Regions from separate parts of the Homo sapiens genome. Here region 2 is linked to region 1. A link is a loop called in an ENCODE intact Hi-C map of the cell type or tissue named here. Cell type or tissue: ascending aorta. All regions are shown on one strand. Each heading gives the region's core, and the rest is flanking DNA. Links, peaks and the distances in the headings are about the cores only. Region 1 holds the start of LOC105377209 (a long non-coding RNA gene). Region 2 has its middle 39 kb from the start of FAM156A.

What was found. A loop is a pair of places that touch in the nucleus more often than their neighbours do. Peaks named below come from ENCODE experiments on the same cell type or tissue, not always from the same donor. Only the 100,000 strongest peaks of a DNase experiment are listed, where the experiment ranks them.
Region 2: it touches region 1 in a loop (8-fold over the local background); 3 of 110 quality-filtered maps call a loop at or near these places.

Annotation. Positions count from the first base shown.
Region 1 is chrX:52,255,720-52,267,892 of GRCh38, forward strand. LOC105377209 (a long non-coding RNA gene) reads right to left here and starts at 10,212. Exons shown (of 4, transcript XR_938385.3): 1 at 10,029-10,212. RefSeq lists enhancers at 5,785-6,144, 5,957-6,458, 6,459-6,958 and a silencer at 5,831-6,089. In ascending aorta, for the core only: a CTCF peak has its summit at 5,953 (motif pointing left); DNase peaks (open chromatin) are centred at 5,892 and 6,182; H3K4me3 peaks cover 1,233 bases; H3K27ac peaks cover 916 bases.
Region 2 is chrX:52,991,082-53,003,254 of GRCh38, forward strand. It overlaps a transcript of FAM156A not described here. Among named protein-coding and RNA genes, the nearest start is that of FAM156A, 39 kb to the left of the region's middle. In ascending aorta, for the core only: a CTCF peak has its summit at 4,825; DNase peaks (open chromatin) are centred at 4,490 and 4,840; H3K4me3 peaks cover 2,045 bases; H3K27ac peaks cover 2,265 bases.

The DNA of each region.
Region 1 (12,173 bases), core at 1,343-9,342:
CTGCTGAACTCAATTTGACCTAATGCTTTAGTTTTAGAAGGTTGTTATTGATTCAATTTCTAAAATAGATATGGGCCTATTCAGATTGTCTATTTCTTCTGTAAGTTTTGGCAAATTGTATCTTTCAAGGAATTGGTCCATTTTCTCTAGATTATCAAATTTGTGGGCATGGAGTTGTTCATAGTATTTCTTTATTATTCTTCTAAGGTCCATGGCATCTATAGCAATGTCCCCTCTTTCATTTCTGATTTTAGTAATTTGTTTCCTCTCTTTTTTTTTCTTAGCCTAGCTGGAGTCTTGTCAGTTTTATTGATCTTTTCAAAGAACCAGCTTTTGGCTTCATGGATTTTCTCCACTGATTTTCTATTTTCACTTTCATTGATTTCTGCATTACTTTTTATTTTTTTAATGCTCACTTTGGATTTAATTTACTCTTCTTTTTCTAGTTTCCTACAGTGAAAGCCTATAGATTTTAGATCTTTCTTCTTTTCTAATACATGCATTCAATACTACAAATTTCCCCTGAGCACTGCTTTCACTGCATCCCACAAATTTTAATACACTGTATTTTCATTTAAAATATTTTTAAATTTCTTTGATGCTTCTTCATTGATACATGTGTTATTCGGAATTATGTTATTTATTCTCCAAGTACTTGAAGATTTTCCAGCTTTTTTGTTACTAATTTCTAATTTAATTCCATTTGGTCTAAGAGCATACTTGTATGATTTCTATTCTTTTATATTTGTTGAGGTATGTTTTATGGTCCATAATGGAGTCTAGCTTGGTGAATGTTTCATAAAAATTTGAGAAGGTATATTCTGCTAATGTTGCATTAAGTAGTCTATAGATATCCACCATACCAGGTGATTTATGGTGTTATCGACTTCAACTACATACTTATTGGTTTTCTGCCTGCTGAATGTGTCAGTTGTGATACAGAGATGTTGATGTCTGTTACTATAATGGTGGATTCATCCATTTTTCCTTGCAATTCTATCAGTTTTCACCTCACATATGTTGATGCTCTCTTGTTAGGCACATACATGTTAATGATTGTTACGTCCTCTGGAAAAATTGACCCTTCATCATTTGGAATACCCCTTTTATTCCTGATAACTTTCCTTGCACTGAAGTCTACTCTCTGAAATTAATACAGCTATTCTTTTCTTTTGATTGGTGTTAGCATGGCATATAATTCTCCATCTATTTAATCTGTATGTGTCATCATATTCATTGTGCATTTCTTGAGACAATATATATTTGGGTCTTGTTTTTTGATCCACTTTGTCAATCTCTGTCTTTTAATTGGTGCATTTCGAAGGCTGATGTTCACAGGGATTATTTATATAGTTGAATTAACAGCTACCATATTTGCTACTGTTTTCTATTCATTGCCCTTGTTCTTTGTTCTGATTTTTGTCTTCCACTCTTTTTCTACCTTTCGTGGCTTTGAGCATTTTATATGATTTTATTTTCTCTCCTTTCCTAATATATCAGTTATACCTCTTTTTTGTAACTGTTTTTACTGGTTGCCAGAGAGTTTGCAATATGTACTTACAACTAATCTAAGTCCACTTTCAAATAACACTATACTGCTTCATGGGTAGTCTGAATACCTTGTAATAATAAAATATTCTAATTATTTCCTCTGGTCCCTTCTATAATAGCTATCACTCATTTCAGTTATACATAAGCACACATAAGCATATGTGCTTACACATAAGCATACATAACTGGATATACTGTTGCTATTATTATTTTGAACAAACTGTTATCTGTTCGACCAATTAATAAGGAAAATAAAGTTATTTTACCTTCACTATTTCTTCTCTGATGCTTTTCCCTTCTTTATATGTATCTTAGTTTGCAAACCTGAGAGAAATATGAGGGAACTTCAGTGATGCCTTGAAGCATCATAGTCCAAGCGTATTGTTTATTCTATGTGAAAAAAAGACAGTGGGAGTAAGGAAAAGGGGATACTAAAAAAGGCTAAAGAGAGACCTACTACTATGTTCAATTTGGAGGCAGAAAAGCTAGGATAATATTTGTGTTGGGGACCAAGGGAAATGTGTACATTATGTAATTTATATCCCTTAAATCTTTATTCATAGAGTTATTCACATTCATTTGGACTTCTTATCTGGAGATGGGGTGCTGCAGAGACTAGTACAAGGAATGAGTAAGCCCTTAGCTATGAAATCTGCAACAATGGGCTGTATTCCCTCCAACACTTACAGTTTTAGGAGATACTGGGACAATTTAGGCAGAAGCATTATGGTGTCAGTATTGACTTGTATGGCTTTAATATTACTTATTTACCCCATGTCTGCAGATGATGTGGACCAGAAAATATGGGGTACTGAAAAAAACAAATCAGAAAATTAAGGTTATTCTAGGGATAAGAGAGTTGGAAACAGTGCAGGATAGAAAAGGGAAGCCACCATAAGATGGTACATTGGGTCATCCCATTCAGGGAGATCAAGAAAAAATCTTTCAGATATGCACCTAATCATGACTCCTCATTGAGCCAAAACATCCTATCCTGATAGGTTGGACTGGGTGGAAAGACTGAGGAGAAAGGCAAGTTAAGATGTGAAGTTACCTAAAGAGGTGGGCAAAGGGGTAAAGAGAAAGAATATATTCAACTGGTAAGTCACACCACTGAAATCTCTTTATTACTTCAAGGTAAGTTGGAAAGAAATTGGGAGGAACTATTGGTGAAGACTGTGGCTCCAATGTCTATAAAAAAGTAGATGACCGTGATGGTTAATTTTATGTCAACTTAGCTAGGCCATAGAAACACTACTTTAGATGCTTCTATAATGATATTTTTAAAATGAGATTACAATAGACTGAATAAAGCAGATTACCTTGCATAATGTAGGTGGTGTGTTTCATCCAATCAGATGAAGATCTTAATAGAAAAAAGACTGATGTTACCCAAGGAAGAGGGAATTCTGCCAGGAGATAGCTTTCAGACACAAGCTGCAAGGTCAACCCTTGGGTCTCCAGGCTGCTGGCCTACCTGCAATTTTGGACTTGACAGCCTCACAATCATGTATCAGTTCCTTAAAATACACACACACACACACACACACACACACACACACACTTGTTCTGGTTCTCTGGAGAACCGTGATTAATACAATGGCCATTTACTAACAGAGTTCTTTCTCTTTGCTAAATCAAAAGCAATTGGAGACACTAAGGACAGATTCCTTGGGAATCATATTGTTTCCAATCGAGCAGCTTTTTGGGCTGCTTGTGTCCTGGTCAAAGCAATAAAATTGTAGGCATAGTAACATCCTCCTCCCAATATATGCAAGTATTCTTGCCTATCTGTTTTGTATTTGTGGAGGGTCTTTTGTTTCCCTCAAGTTAAGCTGTAGTGTTGCAAGTTTTTGCATGTAGTTTTATCTTTGTTTTTCAGGGTATCCTCAAAATGCTGGACTAATTGTTGTAACTCATGAATGGGTATTGTCTGCCAGCCTATTTTCTGCTTCTGAACAGCAGCTGATATTTCAGGCTTAGGGCTATTAACAAAAAAGGTGGTAATTTCAATGCTGATGTTAGCATTAATTCCCAACCCTGAGCATTCTTTAAAGTGATTTACAATAAAGATTCATTCCATCTCTGTCAATAGGGTTAGACTGTTCCCCAGTAACTGTGAGAGGGATAAACTTCAATATACCATTTAAAAGACCTTCTTGTATCTATAGGGCATCAAGGTTAGCCTAAATCCTCATTTATGGTAACCCATTTGGCCTTGTCACACCAGGTTCTAGCACCTCCAGGTTCTACTAAAAGGTGTGTTAACTAATGTAAATCTGGAAGCCATTTCAGTCAGCCTCTTAGTCAGTAGGAAATCCTCTCAGATTTTGCCAAGTAGTTGGCAGCCAACCGTAACTTAGGAAACTGAAATCACAAAGAATGGGGATAAAAATAAGTAACAGGACAGGTGGTTAGGGAGCCTTTTCAGCCTTCTATTAAGAATAGAGTGAAGTTACACAAAAAAAGATTGAGAAGACTACATAAAAGTAAAATTATCTATGCCTCTGAAAACTACACATTTAGGAAGCAAAAACCAGGAAAAGTATTTGCAATGTATGTGACAGAATGGAAGATCAGTATCTTGACATATAACTTACAATCATTAAGATAATTATCTTTAAAACATTGATAAATACTGGTTAGGGTATAAAAAAAACAAGAATTCTCACATAATGTCAGTGGCAATATAAATGGGTATTGTGTTTCTTGCAATGCACCAAGAGAGTTAAAAGCGATCATGCCTTTCAAACCAGTAAATCTATTTTTGGAAATCTATTATAAATAATCAGAGATGGTAAAAAATATATGTGTGCAAAAGTATTCTTTTCATTTAATGAAGGGATAAACTTTAAGAAATCTATCAATGTGCTTTCCTCCTACACATTTCCTTGACTGAATGGCCCTAAAAACTAGTAGTATGAATTTTCTACTAGAAGGCAGAAATGGGAAATTGAAGGAAAGGTGTCAGCTCTATGTAAATCTGAAGAGTACATTTTATCAAACTCGGTCTCATGGATTGCAAATCCTAATACACACATTGTTGTGAATACTGGAGATAACAACAACAATAATTATATGTCTACAATTGCCAGGAACTAAGAACCTGTTGTGCTATTTATGGTGACCACCATCCTCCATGAAGCACGTGCTATTATAACCTTCATTTTGCTCACGTGGAAACTGTGATACAGGAAGAAGCAGTAAATTGCCAAGGTTCTTGGGGTTCCTCAAAGAGGGCACTGGCGTTCAGATCACCGGTCTATCATACACAAGATTATACGCTGGTTTACAGAACGTTTTCCTGCCTCCAGTGCAAGAATGAAATAAAAGACAAACTGGGTAGAGTGTAAAACAGCCAGCAAAACTTTTTTCAAAATGGTAATAATTTAATGCTCACAATAAAGTGCTAAGTGGAAGGGTGAGGGGGAAGCCACGTTGTTTCATCCAGTATCATCCAAACATTATTTAAAAATACACCGTATTTACAAAGATAAACATCTGGAAGAAATAAGGTACTTGTTCATGTATTCAAAACTGTATGTTAAGAACACTCCTCTACACTCTTGTCAGTTTGCCGAAAAGGCAATGGTGAGCAAAAACAAAGCAGAACAATCACAGTTTCTGTTCTTAGAAAGGTTACATGATCACATTTACCAATGAGATAGGGGGTCAGGGGTTATTTTTGCTTTCCATTTCAGTTATTAAGTATTTTTTCGACGCTTCTAGACTGTGTATTGTTTTAGAATGGGAAATGAATAAAAATTTTCAAGCATTTTTCAAATGATTTTTAGGACACGGTAACTCACACTGAAAATCTGAGTTTAAAAAAGATGAACTAACGATGGAATATGAACTCGTGTTTAAAATGCACCTTTGGGAATGAAAAACTCTAAGGAAACAACAAATATTATCAGTGGTCATTGCTGGGTGATGGGACTGAGGGTAAGACTGGCTTTCTTTATTACACTGTATTTGTCCTCCAAATTTTCTACAGTGAGGTTGAGTCACTTCCATAATAAAAGAGTGCGTGCATTTATCAATATAAAACCAGGTCCACAAAGCCCAGTACAACCTGGGGACAGTGAATGACAAGACCATTGAGAGAAGTCAAAATACAAGTTACTAAGGAACCTAGGCATCATCTCAAGAGGAATGCCAATTTCAAAAGCAAAAAGATTTTGTTCATCAGCTCTGAGTTTTCTTAAGAGACACTACCCGCTCCGCTTCACCCCCTAAAAAACAGGCAGCCCCAGCAGCAGGACTTGGCAGGTTTAAGAACCAACCTCTTCTCTCAAAAAAGATTCCGCGGCATTTTTTTCAAGCAAGAAGGGCGGGGGGAGAGGCGAGTTGGGCGTATCCATGGAGCAATATTGCCACCTGCAGGCCACAAGAATGAAGCGCCACCAACCGCGGAAGAAAATTCATCCTTTCTACTGCTTCTCGGCAAAGAGCCGGTAGAGCTAACCTGAGGAAGCTACGCAGAATGAAGATGAGGACCAGAGAATAGACTAGTACCGGTCAGACAGGCCCCGACGAACCGGCCGTACAAGGCAGCCTCCCATAGTCCCGCCCTCGGAACCATAGCAACCCAGCAGGAAGTTCCTGCGCCACCGGAAAAAGCAGCTCTCGGGGCGGGGCTGGCCTAGGATTGACGGGCTCTGGGCCTGCGCATCGGAGTCCGGGGAGGTAGGCGCTAGTCTCCTCAGGGTCAGCCGCAGGACTCCTTCCCTGCTATTGAGAGTTGATGGCTCAGGCTCGCGACCGCTGAAGGCCAGGCTCTACTGCATGGCTGCACCAGCCGCCTCACGTTCGAGACCTGTGCCAATCCCATGGACACTCTCCCAGCCAGCCCCTGGACACGCTTCTCATGTGACGCACGCCCTGTCCTCCTCTCAGCCCTCACAGCACGGATCCTCCCCGGCGACCTCAGCGCCCCCGGGGCTGACCAGGCCGCGGCCGGCTCTCCTCCGTCTTGAGGGGGCCTCCTCCTCCCCACCTAAGTCTCCTCCGCGCGCGGTAATGCTCTGGGCCTCAGGAAAGACCGCGCCCCTTCACGATGTCTATTTCTTGCATCCCGCACTCTCATCATGGGCAGCACCCCATCCAGTCCTAACAGCTCCCTCTCTCCAATGTCCCAGCATCCACAGCCTTCAGCCTCAAGGAGGCCTGTCCACTGACCCCAACCGCGTTCCTCACCATTCACCTTCCTTACCCAGCTTACTCAAAGCTATTAACTCTCGCTCCTCAAACGCATCTCTTCATTTTCCTTCCTCCCTACTCGCCTGGCAACCCCCTGCCTTCCCCCGCCCCCCTGTAACCAAGTAGACAAACAATGTGCACCCTCCACAAGTGTACCTTCTCTCTCCTCTCCCTACAATAGCCCCCACAAGGACTAGCACCAACTCTTCTCATGATATTCCTTGATATTCCCCTGAAAAAACAGGAGCGATTGGAGAGAAACTCTCACCACTTCCCAACAGCAGTGGGCCTGCACTTGTAATCTCAGCTGCCCCACTGGAGGAAGTGACAGGATCCTACTTGAGGCCGGGCCTTCACCTGAATCCCATGCCCTCTACCTTCTCAAGGTAGAGACTTTTGTAGTGATTATCCCTTATTCCTGAATTGTCACATTCTTTCTTTATTCTGGATTCTTCTGTCATCTATAAACATGCTCTTGTTTCTGACATTTTATACAAAATGTAATAAAACAGAAATCAGTTCCTTATCCCATATTTCTCCAAGGTAATGACACATTTCCCTGATGCTCCAAGCAGCAAATCTGTCTTCCCTTGTTCTATAATCATTATCATTACAAACCTCTTCAATGCAGCTTCTACCTGCTCACCTCTCAACAGAAAAATGCTTTTGTTAAAGGCACCGATGGCCTTCATATTGCCTAACACTATGATCACGTCCTCATCCTTTTACACTATATGTCCAGATGCCTTCAGTACATCTGACACCTCCCTCCTTCTCAAAGCTACTCTCCTCCCTCCTTCTTTATTTCCCTCCCTGTCTTCTCTCCTCTTTGCCCTGCCTTGTTTTTCTTCTTAATCATAAAATTATTTTATTGATATTTTAAGTGGCATAAATACAATAAATTTGAGGGAGAATGAGGAAGATGTTAGCTAATGAATAGGTCATGTAGGCCTCCACAAAGCTTCAGGACTAATACAGACATGAACAGACACCTGAGCTTGCCCTTGTAACTCCGCGAACACACCACAAGCTTCAGGATAGTTTGTCTCTGATGCTCAAGTAGTCTCAGGAGTTACCAGACAATGGTGGGGAGAGATAGCTTAGAAGTGACGCTCTCTGTACACACATATAAAAACCGCTGATGCAGCACCTTGTAGGCCCCTTTTAAAGCGTGATGATTCCTGTGATGGTTAATACTGAGTGTCAACTTGACTGCATTGAAGGATGCAAAGTATTGATCCTGGGTGTGTCTGTGAGGGTGTTGCCAAAGGAGATTAACATATGAGTTAGTGGGCTGGGAAAGGCAAACCCACCCTTAATCTGGGTGGGCACCATCTAATCAGCAGCCAGTGCGGCCAGAATGTAAGGCAGGCAGAAAAACGTGAAGAGACTAGGCTGGCTCAGCCTCGCAGCCTACATCTTTCTCTCATACTGGATGCTTCCTGCCCTCGAACATCAGACTCCAAGATCTTCAGCTTTGGACCCAGACTGGCTTCCTTGCTCCTCAGCTTACAGATGGCCTATTGTGGGACCTTGTGATCGTGTGAGTTAATACTACTTAATAAACTCCCATATAGATATATATATATTACTTTTGTCCCTCTAGAGAACCCTGACTAATACAACTCCCTTTGAACTCCAAGTTTATTTTTACAGAGAGCTTGTCCTGCTACTGACAGTGTATTGACTTGTATTTGGTAATCCCTTCCATTTTGTGTTTCTTTATCTGTTAGTCAATCTCCTTCAAACATTCCAAATAAATTTGAATTCTACAAGAGAAAGTACAAATCCTAAAGCCTTCCCTTTATGATCTGGATTTAATATGGGAATCCTTATGTCAACATGAAAGATAAGGAAAACAAAAGAATGTTCTGTTCCAGTCATGGGGGAGTAGAAGGCATGGAGACAGTGTCTCATCCCAGTCTCTCTTCTAAGGGCCTTATCTTACATGTGACAGGTGTGTCAGAGAAGTGGAAGGGAGTTCCAAATAAAGAGATTTTTGCCCAACTGAAATTTAGGACTCAGAAGTTTACTTTTGCAGGATGAAATAGTGAGCTCCTTGGTTAGAATAATGGCTGGAGTTCAGGAATTTCTATTTTTGGAGCTGATCTTGGTTCCTGCAGGGAGCTAACATTCTCTGAGAGGGGGACTGTGGAAGTGGCTGATTCAAGAGCCAGGGGTGCTACCATGAAACAAGCATAAGCCAGATAGGGGCTAGGTGACCCTGCAGCTGAGGCTGTGGTGTGGACAGCCCTGCCCAGATGTGGGAGGGAGATGAGGCCCAGATTCAGAGGGGTCTGCTGATGCCAGCACGGGTGGGCCAAGGCCGAGTCAGCCTGGGAGCACCAGATTCCCTCACAAGCCACCGAGAACACTGCAATCAACATAAGATGTCACCGACCCCTTCCCATTATCACCATGAAGACTGGAAAGCCATACGCACCATTAATCATCTTGGAAAGGAGTAGGGAGGTGGGGCAGAAAACTGGGAGACTGATCATTTTCAGCAAAACAGGGTGAGCATTTATACAAATGGACCATTCACATGATAGCATCAGCTGACACCAGATTAAACATAACTCCAGTATTTTCTCACCTTCTTGTCCAGTACAGAGGTTATACATTCATAATGAAGATCAGATCAGTCTTAGCAAGTAAATGCATCAAAGCCCCCAATCAGGTCTGAGAAGCACGAATTAATTTGTGGTCTCTGCACACCATCTCTTCCAGCTCCCCCTCTGCCCACTGTCTTATCAGTCCGTGGAAGAGGGCATTGAGACATCCTTGCCTCCTCTTCTCCTTTAACCGAGGACAATTTTAACCTGTTATAAATTGACCCTGACAACAGAGCACAGAAAGAGGAGAGGACCAGAAGAGAGACACACAGAGTGGAGTAACAGATGAGAGTTATTGCTGAGGTGAGCAGGGCCTCCTCAAGGCTTACAGCTGCCCTCCACAAGTGATACCAGGCTCCACTGCCCTTTATGAACACAGAAATTCTTTCTCAGGGTCTATGCCCTGGAGCTTAGAGTCAGAAAATATTCGTAGCTCTGTGTACTGCTGGAGAAAATCACAGAACCACATGTTAGAACCACTGCATTTTCATAGTCATCATTGTCTCCTGGGATCTCAGTGCCCAGCAGCAGGCTTTCTTGGTGACTCTTGTCCCCCCTCCAGTCCCTTCTGAGGGGATCCCAAGATTTCTCCTCTCTCCTGGAACCCTCTACCACACATCTATCCCCTCGCTTTTAGCCATAGCAAATTCCCATTCTCACCTGAGATCCAAGCAGGTAGTGAGAGGGAGGAAGGCCTCAGTGCTGGAAAGGGGTATGGATTCCGTTGTCTTGGCAACATTCTTCTTCACATCGGCACTGGGTCACTCAGCTCAGATCCATGGTTGGTTACCTGGGAAACTGAAGCTTTATCCATCTGACTCCAGAGAATAGCAAACAAAAGAGTGGAAACTAAGAGGATTATCATGGGAGGCCACCCACAGACATGGAATCGTGACTCTCAATAGATGTGTTTGTCACAAGGGTCCTTGCACATGCAGAGACAATGTACATGTGTTTACTCAGTAGCACTCATTGCTCCCTAGAGGAGCACAGTGACTATGGCAAAAGGTACACATTGGGGAGGCAGAGGATGAGGTGGGAATGTAGGCACGTGACAGATCATGAAAAGCATGGAACATATAATATCAACGACAACCTCTTCACTGAACGTAACCAAGATGCTGTCTCACAGTCCCTTGCAGCCATGAGTGAGCACCTCACTGTGAGGGTATGGGCAACTGCTTCTCCATAATGTACAAGGCCCCTCTTCAACGGTTGAATTTGGGGGCTACATTTAGAACTCATAAAGGCAAACTATTCCCAATATGGTAGAAAAACAAGTCCCCAGAGCTCCAACCTTCCAAATCTATTAAGGAAGCCCAACATGTGGTAGGAAACTTTGGATTCTGGCACCATGACATTCCTCACATCCAATATTTGCTGGATGCTATCTATGGAGTCTCCCTTAAGTCTTCTGCTTTCCAGTGGGGACCTGAGCAACAGACACTAGAGAAACTAAAGGAAGCTATTACTTCTCTTCTCTCATCTGCTCCAAAGGCATGACTTACAATGAGAATTTTCTGCCATGCCAAATTTGCTTCCAGGCGCCTCTGGACCAAATGGATAGGCAAACACCTACCCATCAGCTTTTGCTGTAAGTGGCTCCCAGCCTAAGCCCAAAGATATTCACCATGAGCGAGGCACCACCTGGCAGTGTACTGGGCACTTCTTAAAACTAAAGCCCTTACTGGGGTAGAGCCAATTACCCTGTTATGCCCTGCACAGTGGAAGAAGCTCTCCTTAAAACTGAATCTGCAACAGAGACTCCCTTATAAAATGGTCTTCCCAGAATCCAGCTAAAATCAACCCTACTGGAGTGTCACATCCCATGAGCAAATAGCCACATGCCCTGCCCATAAGGCTAACTTGCCAAACCTCAGAAATGGCTTCATCCCTTGCTCAAGGGGAGCCAGAGGGAGGAAGGCCAGCACCCTAAAAACAAGAGAAGCAATGCTTTTTTTCCTCTCCCAAGTATATTACCTAGACAATGGAGATATAATTAGCAAATCCCTGTAGTTATTTTTTATATAATAACCTACGACAGGATATAAACTTAAAACCACATTTATCCTGAGTAGGATCCACTATAGTTACAGGTTTGGTGATTATAGGAAATGTCAAGACATTAGGGAAATTGAATTTTCCTTGCAGGATCCATGAACATCTTCAACCAAAGCAGAAATAGCCTAATCAGAAGAGAGGTGAGGGTTCAGGTCACCAAGTAAGGTTCAGTTGATTTGGGGTTGGAGGAGCTTCAAATCTTCTAAATCTTTGCATAATATAGCCCTGATAATTTAAATGAGGCAGTGCTTCATAAACTTGGTTGAAATAAGAATTTCAATGGAGTCATAGTTTATTTAAAAAGAAAAATTTACCTCCAAGGGGCAGATGAAAGAGTCAGTGTTCCTCTTCTGACTGAAGGAGAAAACTCACAAATGTGAGTTTAATGTACATCTTAAAAGAAAACAGAAGCTGTGATCGGTGGTTCACATGTATAATCTCAACACTTTGGAAAGCAGAGGCAGGAGGATCGCTTTAACTCAGGAGTTCGAGACATGTTGTCTGTCATATGTGGGAGCTAAAAATTTTGATCTAATGGAGTAGAATTTTGGTGACCAGAGGCTGGGAACAGGGGGTGGGTGGGATGAAGCGAAGTTGGTTAATGGGTACATACAATTAAGTAAAAGGAATAACTTCTATTTGATAGCACAGTAGGGTGACTAATGGTAACAATAAATTATCATATATTTCAAAATGGCTAGAAGGGAAGATTTGAAATGTTCCCAGCACAAATAAATGATAAAT
Region 2 (12,173 bases), core at 1,416-9,415, 740 kb after region 1:
TATTGGTATGAATGGTTGTATTAGTCAGGGTTCTCCCAAGAAACAGAACCAAAGAGGGGACTTGTTATGGGAATTGGCTCATGTGACTGTGGGGGCTGAGAAGTCCTGCCATCTCCATCTGCAAGCTGGAGAGCCAGGGAGGTGGATGGTGTGATTCAGTTTGAGTCCAAAGGCCTGAGAACCAGCAGAGCCAGAGGCATAATTCATGGAGTCTGAAGGCTTGAAAACCCGGAGTTCTTATGTCCAAAGGCAGGAGAAGACGGGGTGTCCCAACTCCAGAAGACAGCAAATTCCCCTTTCCTCCGCCTTCTTGTTGTACCTGTGCCCTCGAGGGATCGGACAATGCCCACCCACGCCAATCTTCCTCCATCGGTTCACTGATTCAAAGGCCAGAAACACCCTCACAGACACACCCAGAGATAATGGTTTGCCAGCTATTTGGGTTTTTCTTAACCCCATCAAGCAGACACCTAAAACTAACCATCACAATAGTGATATAAAAGGCATCACTCTGTGAACTGCCTGCGACATGCTGTTCTCCTCTACAGGGTGGGCACTCACTCTCTTGGAGGCTAAGGTCCATCTGTCTACCTCTGTGGCCCCAGTATGGGGACAATGACAGTTACCATCAAGGCTTGCCAAGGAAGAGGGTAAGTGGTAGGCAGAATAGTGGCCCCCCAAACACATCCATGTCATTATTGCTAGAACCTATTCCAGCCAGGGAGATGACAGTGGGCCTGTACTCAGCCTTGCCCTGTGCCCGGCACTGCTCTCGGTGACTGACCAGTTGTCTCACCTCTCCTTCACATAACCCTGTGAGGAGGGAAAGTTAGTACCCTGATGACAGACGAGCAAAGGGAGGCAGAGAGAGCTGAAGCCACTTGCCCACCGTCTGATCCGGGGCAATTTAGTCCCTGCCAATGTCACTCCAGCCCCTGCTCCTACCCTGCCTCAACTACTAGACCCATCTAACATGGGCTCGGGAGGAGGGCAGTACACATGTTTTCCCCAAAACCTGCACCTACCCTGCTTGGCGGGCATTAGCCTCCTTTATGAATGGGGAACTGAGGCTGGTCAAGGACAGGTGACTTGCCCAAAGTCACACCACCAGGGCTTGGGGTTCCAGGCTTCTATGAAGCCTGCCAGGCCCCAAAGCCCACATGTCCTGGGCTATTGTGGGTGTAAATGAGGCCTGAGGGGAGATGGACCCCAACATCTGAGGACAAAATGGGCAGATCCTGTCTATCCCCTGAGAGGTGGTGTTCCTGCTCCATGGCTGGCGTCAGGAGCACAGGATAGAGGATTTCCCACCAGACAATCTCCACAAACAGGCCTGAGGGAGCCTCTGGAGCCTCCAGGATAGAAGGCAAGACCTGGAGCCCAGGGGAGGTTCTGCAGGAAGGAGGCCGCCTATGCTGTGTGGTCCACACCAGCAGGCCAGGGCACTGCGAGCCTGTGTGCAGGAGTCAGGGACACTCACGCGACTCCCACTTCCCACAGCACTCTGCTTCACTTGTGAGTCTTTTTTTTTTTTTTTGCCTGAGAGTGTATAAAACGTTAAGTGTATGTTTTAATGACAAGCAATAAGCTGCACGTTCATGTAACAACCATATAGTTCAAGGTCGATCACCATCCCAGAAGTCCCCAGGGTCCCTTCTCAATCAGTGTGTTTTTCCTCACTGTCCCCCACCTTCCCCTTCTGCCTCTCTCTTCCATCCCAGTTCCTTTCTCATTCCTAAAGTCCTGCCTTCCCACTGGAAGTAGAAATGTCATGCTGGCCATGGTTCCTGTATTATCATAAATAATTTCTACTGGCTGGCTGGCTGACTTTCAGTGTGGATGGCACCTTCCCTCCAGCTGTGGGCTCAAGCCCTGTGTCTCCCGTGGCACAATAGGAGGTCATCCCTCTTTTAGGAATTTCAGGTGTGAGCAGGAGAGCAGGCTCAGGGCACTTCTCTGAGCCTCAGGTCCTTCATCTGTGACATGGGAGAACCCCATCTCCCTCTCAGGTTGTGGGAGAAATAGAGATGGGGACACCAGGCACCTGTCAATGAGTGCCACATGTCAAAACCTTGGATGAGCCTTTCTTTACCATCACACATCCTTGAGATCCCAGACCCACCAGGTGCTTCCCCTGCTCCAGGGCTGTTGCACTTGCTGTTCCTTCTGCCTGGAATGCTCTTCCCTCAGGTAATTGCAAGGCCTGCTCCTCACTGCCTCCAGGTCTCTGCTCAGTCATCACCTCTCCAGGGATGCCTTCCCCACACACCCTGAATAAAATAACATCCTGCCCACTTACCCATTTACCTGACCCTGTCTTAACTTTCTTTTTTTTTTTTTTTTTTTTTTTTGAGACAAAATCTCACTCTGTCACCCAGGCTGGAGTGCAGTGGCGCGATTTTGGCTCACTGCAAACTCCGCCTCCCGGGTTCAAGCAATTCTCATGCCTCAGCCTCCCAAGTAGCTGGGATTATAGGTGTCTGCCACCACGCCTGGCTAATTTTTGTATTTTCAGTAGAGACGGGGTTTCATCATGTTGGCCAGGCTGGTTTCGAACTCCCAACCCCAGGTGATCTGCCCGCCTCGGCCTACCAAAGTGCTGGGATTACAGGCATGAGCCACTGCGTCAGCCACTGTCTTAACTTTCTACGTAGCACTTACCACACTGTGATGTGCTATATATTTACTGACCAACTCTATGCTATCAGGGATGTTGTTGGTTTTGGTCTCTGTTGTATCTGCAGAACCTAGAACAGTACTCAAATATACAGCAGACGCTCAGGAAATTCTTGTTGAAGGATGGCTGGAGTGGGGCCCTTTACACACATTGCTAAGATGCACAGATGCCCTCCAAGATGGATATTGGCCCCATTTTACTGATTATGATACATACTGAGGTTCAAGGAGACAAGTGACTTGCCCAATGTCACACAATCAAGACTTGGGGGCTCCAGGCTTTGAAATCATGTCTGCCAGCCTCCAAAACCCATAGTTCCTGGACCGAGACCTCACAGCCAAAAAGGTAAGAAATTTCACTCCTGAGACACAGACTCCCAAACAGCTCAGATACTCAAAGACATCAAAAAGAGCTCACTAATCTCACAACCTGAAACAGACTCCAAAATCCCTGCACAGAGACCCCACAACTTGACACAGACCCCCAAACAGAACAGAGACCACACATGCTGTGACAAAGACCCCCACACACAACAGACCAAAGTTCTCACTCCTGGGAAACAAATTAAAACCATTCAGATATCTCACACCCTAGACAGAGACCCCCCCCAAACCACTCAGACACCTCCCAACCTAATACAAAACAGAAACAGAAGTTCAAGTAGCTCAGAAACATCACATAATCTTAAGATAAAGTCCCCAGACAAATCAGAGAACCTACATTCTGGGCAGAGACCCCTCCCTCCTCCAAACAGCTCAGATACTTTATACCTTAAGCAAAATTGTCCTCACCAACACCAGCTGGGAAACATCACAACTTGGGACCCAGAATTGCAAACAGCTCAGAGACTTCACATCCTGGGGTGCAGACACCTACATAGAGCTCTCACACCCAGGGACACAAATGTCCAAAAAGCTCAGAAGATGCACACCCAGGCCAGGCGTGGTGGCTCATGTCTGTAATCCCAGCACTTTGGGAGACCGAGGTGGGAGGATCACTTGAGGCCAGGAGTTCAAAAACAGCCTGATCAACATAGCGAGACTCCATATCTACAAAATAAAAAATAAAAAACTTAGCCGGGCATGGTGGTGAGCACCTATAGTCGCAGCTACTCGGGAGGCTGAGGCGGGAGGATAGCTTGAGCCTAGGAGTATGAGGCTGCAGTGAGCCATGATCAGCCACTGCACTCCAGCCTGGGCGACAGAGTGAGACTCTGAAAACAAACAAGAGAAAAGAAAAGAAGGCATATCCAGACACATAGGCACACAAAATCCACTGAGATAAAATATCCCATTCAGACACAATCTGGACCCCAAACGGCCCAGAGTGATCAAATACACCCAAACAGCATCTGAGATGTCATGCCTAAAGATACACATCCCCGAAACTGCTTCACCCGCATTACTTCCTAGGCAAACACCAAACAAGCTCAGAGACCGCTCCCTGGACATTAATTGAGTGTAGCGGGAGGAACGATGGTGCCGTGCCAAAAGCGCCAGACTAGGCTTGTCACCGAGTTAAGGATAAACAAGACTGAAAGAGCTCACGTGAAGCAAATGACTAGGGCGAACTTTGCCGGGGTGGCATCTCCAGCCCCTTTGGGACTGTCAGTTGGTGAGTAGGCCAAAGAACTCTACTGTATCAAAAGCCACACACCCTCCTCGCTCCCGCTGCCTGAACTTCAGCTCCGCAATCGTCGTGCCTGTCACAAACTGAAGGCCAATGGGAACCAGAGATGCGAAGAGGGAGGCAGGGGCTAGCCGGTCCATCCGGAGCCACTCCGCGCCCCGGAAAAGCTTAGTCGGGGCACTCTCGCAGTAACCAATCACCTCCCGGGACGGCCCTCGACCCCGCCCTTCACATCTTGGAGCCAATCGCTTGCCCCTTTGCGGTCCCCAGCGGGATTTGACTATGTAGAAACGAGGGGGTGGAGGTAAAGTGAAAATGATGCCTCGAACAGGCTGGGAGAACCGAGTGGTGCGAGTAGGGACGGACCTAACGGGGCAGGAACTGTGGCGGATGCTACACGTGGGTTTAAAGAGACCCTTAGTGCTGTCGCACACAAGGGATTATTCCAAAATGGACAGGCGGAGTGGACTGTCCTTCCTCTGCGCCCCTCAGTGGTACATCCCAGGATAGAACTGTTCCATCCCGCGCGCCCCTTGGTGGTGCAAACAAGGAACAGCTAGTGGATGCAGATACCCATGGACCATTCCGGGCTGGTCCCCAGAGGGTGAGAGGGCAAAGTCAGGACAAAAACTGACTGTATACTCACTGCAATCTTGAACAGGAGAAAAGTGTTCCTAAGCAGCAGACTTCCATTACCTTCCTGCAGCGTCCACCATCAAACGTTTACCACGTGCTGGGCATTGTGCTCACTTGTCCCTCCCTGGGTAATGCAGAATAGATCTAATGGGGGGCCTGCTGGCCTGGGAACCCAGCCACAGTCCCCCAAGGGGCAGGAGGGATGGAACTCCTGACTGGGCTCAGAAGGCCTGATGCGGGCCAGGTGTCTGTCCTTGACTGTCAGTAATGGGTGAGAGGGACAGCAGGACCTTCAAGCTCTGTTAGGGAAAGGGCCATCTCTCAGGGGCCCCCAAGGAGAATGAGTAGGCCAAATAAATCCTGTCACACCTGAATATGTGCCCTAGCAGAATCCTCAACCTGTCTAGCTATATCTCTCACCAGAATTTTGCATTGGTTTATTCATTTGCTAATTTATTCATTCTGTCCAAAGTATGTGCCAGGCACTGTTATAGGTGTTAGGAATACAGCTGTGTGGAAAGAGACAAAAACTCCTGCCCTCGTGGAGCTTACATTCTATTGGGATCATATGGCACAAAAATGTAAGCATGTAATTTGTCAGGTGGTGGTAATTGCTGTAATGAAAAGTCAGGGTAGTGAAATAGAAGAGGGGAGGATCCTATCTAGAAAGAGTAGCCAAGGAAGATCTTTCTGAGAACGTGAAATTGACATTTCAATAGGAGATGAATATCTGAGAGAAGCATTCTGGGCAGAGATAAGAACCAGTGCAAAAGTGTTGAGGTGGAACTCTGCCTAGCATGTGTGAGGCACAGTGAGGAGGCCAGTGTTGCTGGAAGAGGTGGGAGATGAGCTCAGAAAGGTAATGAGGACCAGATTATACAGGACCTTCTGGGCCATGGCAAGGACTTTGACTTACTCTGAGCGAGCCATGGGAAAGTTTTTAGCAGAGAAGCTCCTATGCTTCTTTCAGAGGCCAGAGGCCCAGGTCACTCAAAGTATAGGGAAGAGCTCCTGGTTTTGCCGAGGGACTCCTCCAGCCCCTCTGCAGCCAAATATGCCTTTCCTGGACAATCCCTTAGACTCAGAAGGTATCCTCCCAACTGCTCCCCAGAAAAATCCATGTCAGAGGATGATACCCTTAGAAGAAGCTGATCAAGGGCCCTGATAGCATGAGTGAGGTCACACCTAGCCCCATGTCTGAGAGAGAAAGTAACAGACACAGAGAAGATAGAGGGAAAGAAAGAGAGTAATAGAGAGACAAGGGCAGAGAGACTACTTCTGGCAGCTGGCTGTCCCTGCTGAATTAGATCCACAGCTCCGGACCCCTATGCATGCTACTAGGTGCTGTGCCTGTGTCTGCAGAGGAAAGGAAGCCTCTCCCCAGAAACTGTGTCTAGGGACTGACTCACCTGCCCTTGGCCTGGGCCTCAGTCATGAGGGAAGACCCGCCCCACTTCCTTGACACACATTGGGACCCTCTACCCATCAGGATAAGGACACGTTCCAGTTATGGGGAGGCTCATGCTGTATACAGAATCCCCCATACCCCCTCCAGCCCTTGACTGCCGTCCTGCTGACTCTCAGTGCTGAAAAAATTCTTTTTTTTTTTTTTTTTTTTTGAGACAGAGTCTTGCTCTGTCACCCAGGCTGTAGTGCAGTGGCACAATCACGGCTCACCGCAGCCTCAACCTCCTGGGCTCAAGCAATCCTCCTACCTCAGCCTCCCAAGTAGCTGGGACTATAGGTGCACGCCACCATGCCCAGCTGATTTTTTTGTTTTGGTTTTGGTTTCTTTGAGACAGAGTTTCCCTCTGTCACCGAGGCTGAGTGCAGTGGTGTGATCTCGGCTCACTGCAACCTCCACCTCCTGGGCTCAAGCGATTCTCATGCCTCAGCCTCCCGAGTAGCTGGGATTACAGGCATGCACCACCATGCCCGGCTAATTTTTGTATTTTTAGTAGAGACAGGGTTTCGCCAGGTTGGACAGGCTGGTCTCAAACTCCTAGCCTCAAGTGATCCACCTGCCTTGGCCTCTCAAAGTGCTGGGATTACAGGCATGAGCCACCATGCCCGGCCTGATTTTTTTTTATATGTTTTGTAAAGACAGGGTTTTGCCATGTTGCCCAAGCTGGTTTTGAACTCCTGGGCTCAAGCCATCTGCCTGCCTCGGCCTCCCAAAAGTGCTGGGATTACAGGCGTGAGCCACCATGCCTGGCCTGAAAAAAATTCTTTCAAGGGGGAAGAAGAGGTAGGAATCTCTACATTTGCTGGTGGACCTCATGCCAATGGATGAATCTGTGGTATTTCCCCACTCTTTACCTCATGCCACCACTTCCACAGGTAACGTGAGGATTGCATTCTCAACATCCATTACCAAGCAGGGTGTGCGACAGAGAGACAGAGAGGCAGACCTCCCACCAGTGAGTCAGTGATGGGGCCCTTGAGGCCCTGGGCAAACCTCTTCCTTTCCCCTTTCCTTGTCATCTCCCATTGACCCCGGCTGTGCCTGAGCCTTTCCCTGTCTCCTCCAGTGAGTCCAAGTTACAGCCAGTTCCTCCCTCTTCATGAGGACTGTGTGAGCACAGGCCCTACCCTCACTTGGCTTCAGCCTCCTCATCTGCAAATGGTGAGCTCCTCATTGGCAATTTGGCAGATTGAGTTAACATGGGTTACATGGGTTTGTCACAGGGGTCGGCCCTGAGCAAGGATGGGGTTAATGTCTGCAGACATTGTCATTAGTATTTGTACCACTGGCTCCTACATGCTACACTGAGGACTTGCCCTCCCTAAGGATAAGGATCCTATGTTTTCATCTCTCTGATACCAGGGCACCTTGTTCTACCCCTGTGAGAGAAAGGACCATCCTGCCTTCCTCACAAAAATATCCTGATATATGAGCAGCTCGGAGACCTAACCTTCTGGACAAAGACCTCCCACAAAAATGTTCAAAGATCTCATGCCTTAGGACAGTGCCCACAAGCAGTTCAGAGACCTCTCACCCTAGACACCAACCACCAAACAGCTCAAAGATGCCACACCTCAGGACACAGACCCCCAACCAGCTCAGAGAATTCCTACCTCAAGGTAACAGCTCACAATAACTCAAGGACCTCACACACCAACCCACAAAGAGCTTACCAGCTACACCCTGGTACACATACCCACAAAGAATCAGCTCAGGGCTGCTGTGTGATGCTGAATCTCTGTGCCATCCAACACTGTTATGGGGAGGCCTTGGATCTTGTAGTTCCCCACAGTCTGCAGTCACCACCGTTGTTGTCATGAGGAAGGCAGGTTCACACCAGGGATGGGGAAGGACCCTCTGGGACTGAGGGGATCAGAGAGTAAGCTCTCATATCTGGCTCCCAGGAATGGCCATCGTCTGACCAACCCTGATCACCTTTGGTCCTGGTGACTTTTGTATCTTGCCCCATGGGGGCTTCAGGGTAAATCCCAGAACACAGTAGGAGACCCCTAGACCCCGTTATCTTTGCCATCTCTCAGCACCCACTGTGGGGAACTGGATCTTGGAGAGAGAGTAGAGGTCCTCCCTTCACACTGCCAATGGCAACCCCCATTATGGCCCTTCTGAGCATTCTGGTCCTTTCTCCCAAACTTCCTCTCCAATTGGCAGCTGCCACACCTCCTCTCTCTCCCCAGCTCCCCACCCTTGTGAGCCACCAGGGCTCCCCTTCCACCACGGACCTCTACCTCCCTACCCCAGCCCTAGTCATGGGGCCTCAGTTATACCCTCTCACGCCCACTTCGGTCCTCTCACCCGGCACCTAGGCCTACCTCAGAGGACCCCCTCAGGACCCTCCCTGCACTTCCTGAAAGTGCAGACCATTTTGCAGGACAGATATCTCTCCTGCCCCCACACAGGTTTCTGTCACAACATCCCTGTTAGGGCAGAACTGGAAATGTCTCCCAGATCCAGATGAAACTCCAGACCCAGACTGAGAGTCCAGGGCAATTCGCCTAGGGCTGGAGGGGGCGGGGTGGGATTCCTGAAGGAGGCGCTGGGGTGAGTGTCACCTCAGGAGATGGGAGGACACTGCCCAGCTGGGTCTGTGAGGACAGAGAAGGGACCCTGGGAGGGACAGGGGCAGCATGAGCGCTGGGAGTGTCCCAACTGCGGTCCTCCGGGAATTGTCATCTGGCCCCAGCTCTGCCCCACCCTGGTTGGAGGGCCCCAGCCAGGGATCTGCCTTCTTGGCGCTCCAGTGTCCTCATCAGCGACAGAGGTGACAGGGCTTTCTTCCAAAGGTGCTAGTGGGGATTAAATGAGATGGCACATAAGAAAGAAGTGCTTGGGACACTGCAAGTCAGATCTGTGATGACCTAAAACTTAGAGCCCTGCGCACTGAGCGCCAGATGACCCCTTGCGAGTGGTCTCACTTAAGCCCTGCCTGTGACTTGGGAAGCATCTTTAGCCTCATACTGAACAACAGTCCAAGTCTTGAAGACTGGATCCCACTGGTCATCCAGTCCTTAAAGCCCAGGCTCCGCTTTACGAACTTCCGCCCATCAGCCACTGTGCCTGACCGTGCGCGAGCGCGAAGACCCAGGGACCCGGCTCTACGAGTGCATCCCGCTGTACTCTGTAAGAGCCGCACTCTCTAGGTGAGCTTCCCAGAGCGGTCCTTGATGCCTTCCTGCCTTGATCGTCCCACAACCGATCGACTGCCCCTTTGCAGGTTCCTAATTTATTCAGATCTGTAGAACGGAGACGGGCGTGGCCAAAAATGGGACTAGAGGGGTCTCCGAGAAGTCGGAGAATGGGTGTCAGCTTGGGCCTGGGTGGAAACCAGGAGGACGGATTGCCGCCTGGGGCGCTCGCCGCCGCGCCCGCCCTACTGTCGAAAGGTGGGGCTGATTTCGTTGGTGGGCGGGGGTGGGCTTTATTGTCCCTCCACACACAGCATTTGTATTCTTACAAAATAGAAGCTCCCTTCCCCTATGGTATCTCGCATAATGGTGTGTTCATTTCCGGTACCCGCAATGGTATGTTACATCCTCCACGCCTCATCCCCAGCTGCACACTCACAGGAGGTGAGATCCAAGAGGGGCCAGCTATTTCATACTTAGGTCCTGTGGATTACTCTAATGGTTCTCAAACTTTAGTGTGCATCAAGAATCACCTAGAGAGCTTGTTAAAACACAGATTGCTGGGCCTCACCTTTCAGAGTTTCTGATTCAGTGGGTCTGGGGAGGGGCCCAAGACTTTCATTTCTTTTTTTTCTTCTTCTTCTTTCTTTCTGTTTTTGCTTTTGAGATGGAGTCTCGCTCTGTTGCCCAGGCTGCAGTGCAGTGGCCGAACTCGGCTCACTGCAACCTCCACCTCCCAGGTCAAGTGATTCTCATGCCCCAGCCTCCGGAGTAGCTGAGACTACAGGCGCACACCACCACACCCGGCTAATTTTTGTATTTTTAGTATTTTTAGTAGGGACGGGGTTTTACCATGTTGGCCAGGCTGGTCTAGAACTCCTGACCTCAGGTGATCCGCCCGCCTCAGCCTCCCAAAGTGCTGGGATTACAGGCATGAGCCACTGCACTCGGCCAAGACTGCATTTCTAACTGTGCCCAGCCACTCTTCCACACAGCTAAGTAGACTTTTATTCCCACCTTCCTCCACTGTATTACTAGTAGACCAGCCCTTCCCCATCTTTTTCTCCCTCTCTCCCCAACAACACACCCAGATAAAGTCTTATCACCAGACCCTGAAGATCTTAAAGGGAGCAAAGGTCTAAGCATCGAGTCCACTGCCACAGAGCTCCTGCCCCATGAGTGGTGTGACTATGCCAGTCAACAAACTTTTCTTCTCCTGCACCACTGATGAATAACATCAGAGCAGCATCTATCAAAATGAAAAATCCTTATATGTAAGCCCTTAGAATGTTACATCCATGAGGGCAGGGGCATTTTCCTATCCAGTTTCCTCAGTCTCTCCAGTGCCCACCACACAGCAGGCACTCACTGCATGGTTGTTGAATGGCTGAACTCTTTTTCCCTAGCAATTCCACTTAAAAGAATGTATAATGAAGAAACATACACATAGCACAGAGCTTAGTATACAAGGAAGATAGTAGCAAACAATCAGGGAAAACCTCTAAATGTCCATTCATAGTCAGTGATCACTGGATGGTAAATGAACAATGAGAGACTTGTATTATATCAGGGAGCAGTCACTGGCCACGGAACAGAATGAGGGGACCAGACTATACTGGTCAAAGGAATCTTCTTCAGGACACGCTCTTAATGGGGGAATGTGGAAAAGTTCATAGTGGGACCTGGGGTGTGTGTGTGTGTGTGTGTGTGTGTGTTTAAACACAGAGAAATGTATTTGAAGAAAACAAGCAAACACCCAGATCCTCACCCCAGTGGTAAGCTGGGAAGGGAGAGAATGTGGAGGAAGGGGATGGCCTATGTAGTCCGTGTACTGATGTACTAATGGAGTCTTTTATTCTTCTTTTTTTGAGACAGGCTCTCACTGTGTCACCCAGGCTGAGTGCAGTGGTGTGATCACAGCTCACTGCAGCCTCAATCTCCTGGGCTCTAGGGATCCTCCCACCACAGCCTCCCAAGTAGCTGGGGCTACAGGCGTGTGCCACCACACCTGGCCATTTTTTAGTTTTTTGTAGAGACAGGGTCTCACTATGTTGCCCAAGCTGGTCTTAACTCCTGAGCTCAAGTGATCCTCCCACCTTGGCCTCCCAAAGTTCTGGGATTACAGGTATGAGCCACTGTGCCCAGCCTAATGGAGTCTTTTACACCAGGCCCATATTCGAGTATTATTTGAGTAACTATAAAGCAAAGTCATGTGATGAAAGCAATCCCTACACCACAGAGGAGTTTTGTGTGAGGGTATCTGGAGGGTGTCCAGGAATAGGGTTATCAAAGTTACATGCCCGAGGGGCTAGACAATGTGCATAAGAGAACCCAGCTCATCTCAATGTAAGGAAGATCAGCGCAATGAGTATGCTAAATGTTCCCTGCCAATCAGCCTCTGGAGTGAATACAAACAGAGAAATTGGAGCTGGTGCAGATCCCAGCTTCTCCTCCTCTTATTAGCTGTGTGACTGGGGATCATTCCCTTGCCTTCTGTGTGTCTCAGTCTTCTCCACTGTGAAACAGAGTCAATCCCCATAGATTGTAGTGAAGAGTAAATAAGGTGATCCCAGTAAGAGTTATATTGGCTGTGAAGTGAGTCCTTGGTTAAAATATATACACA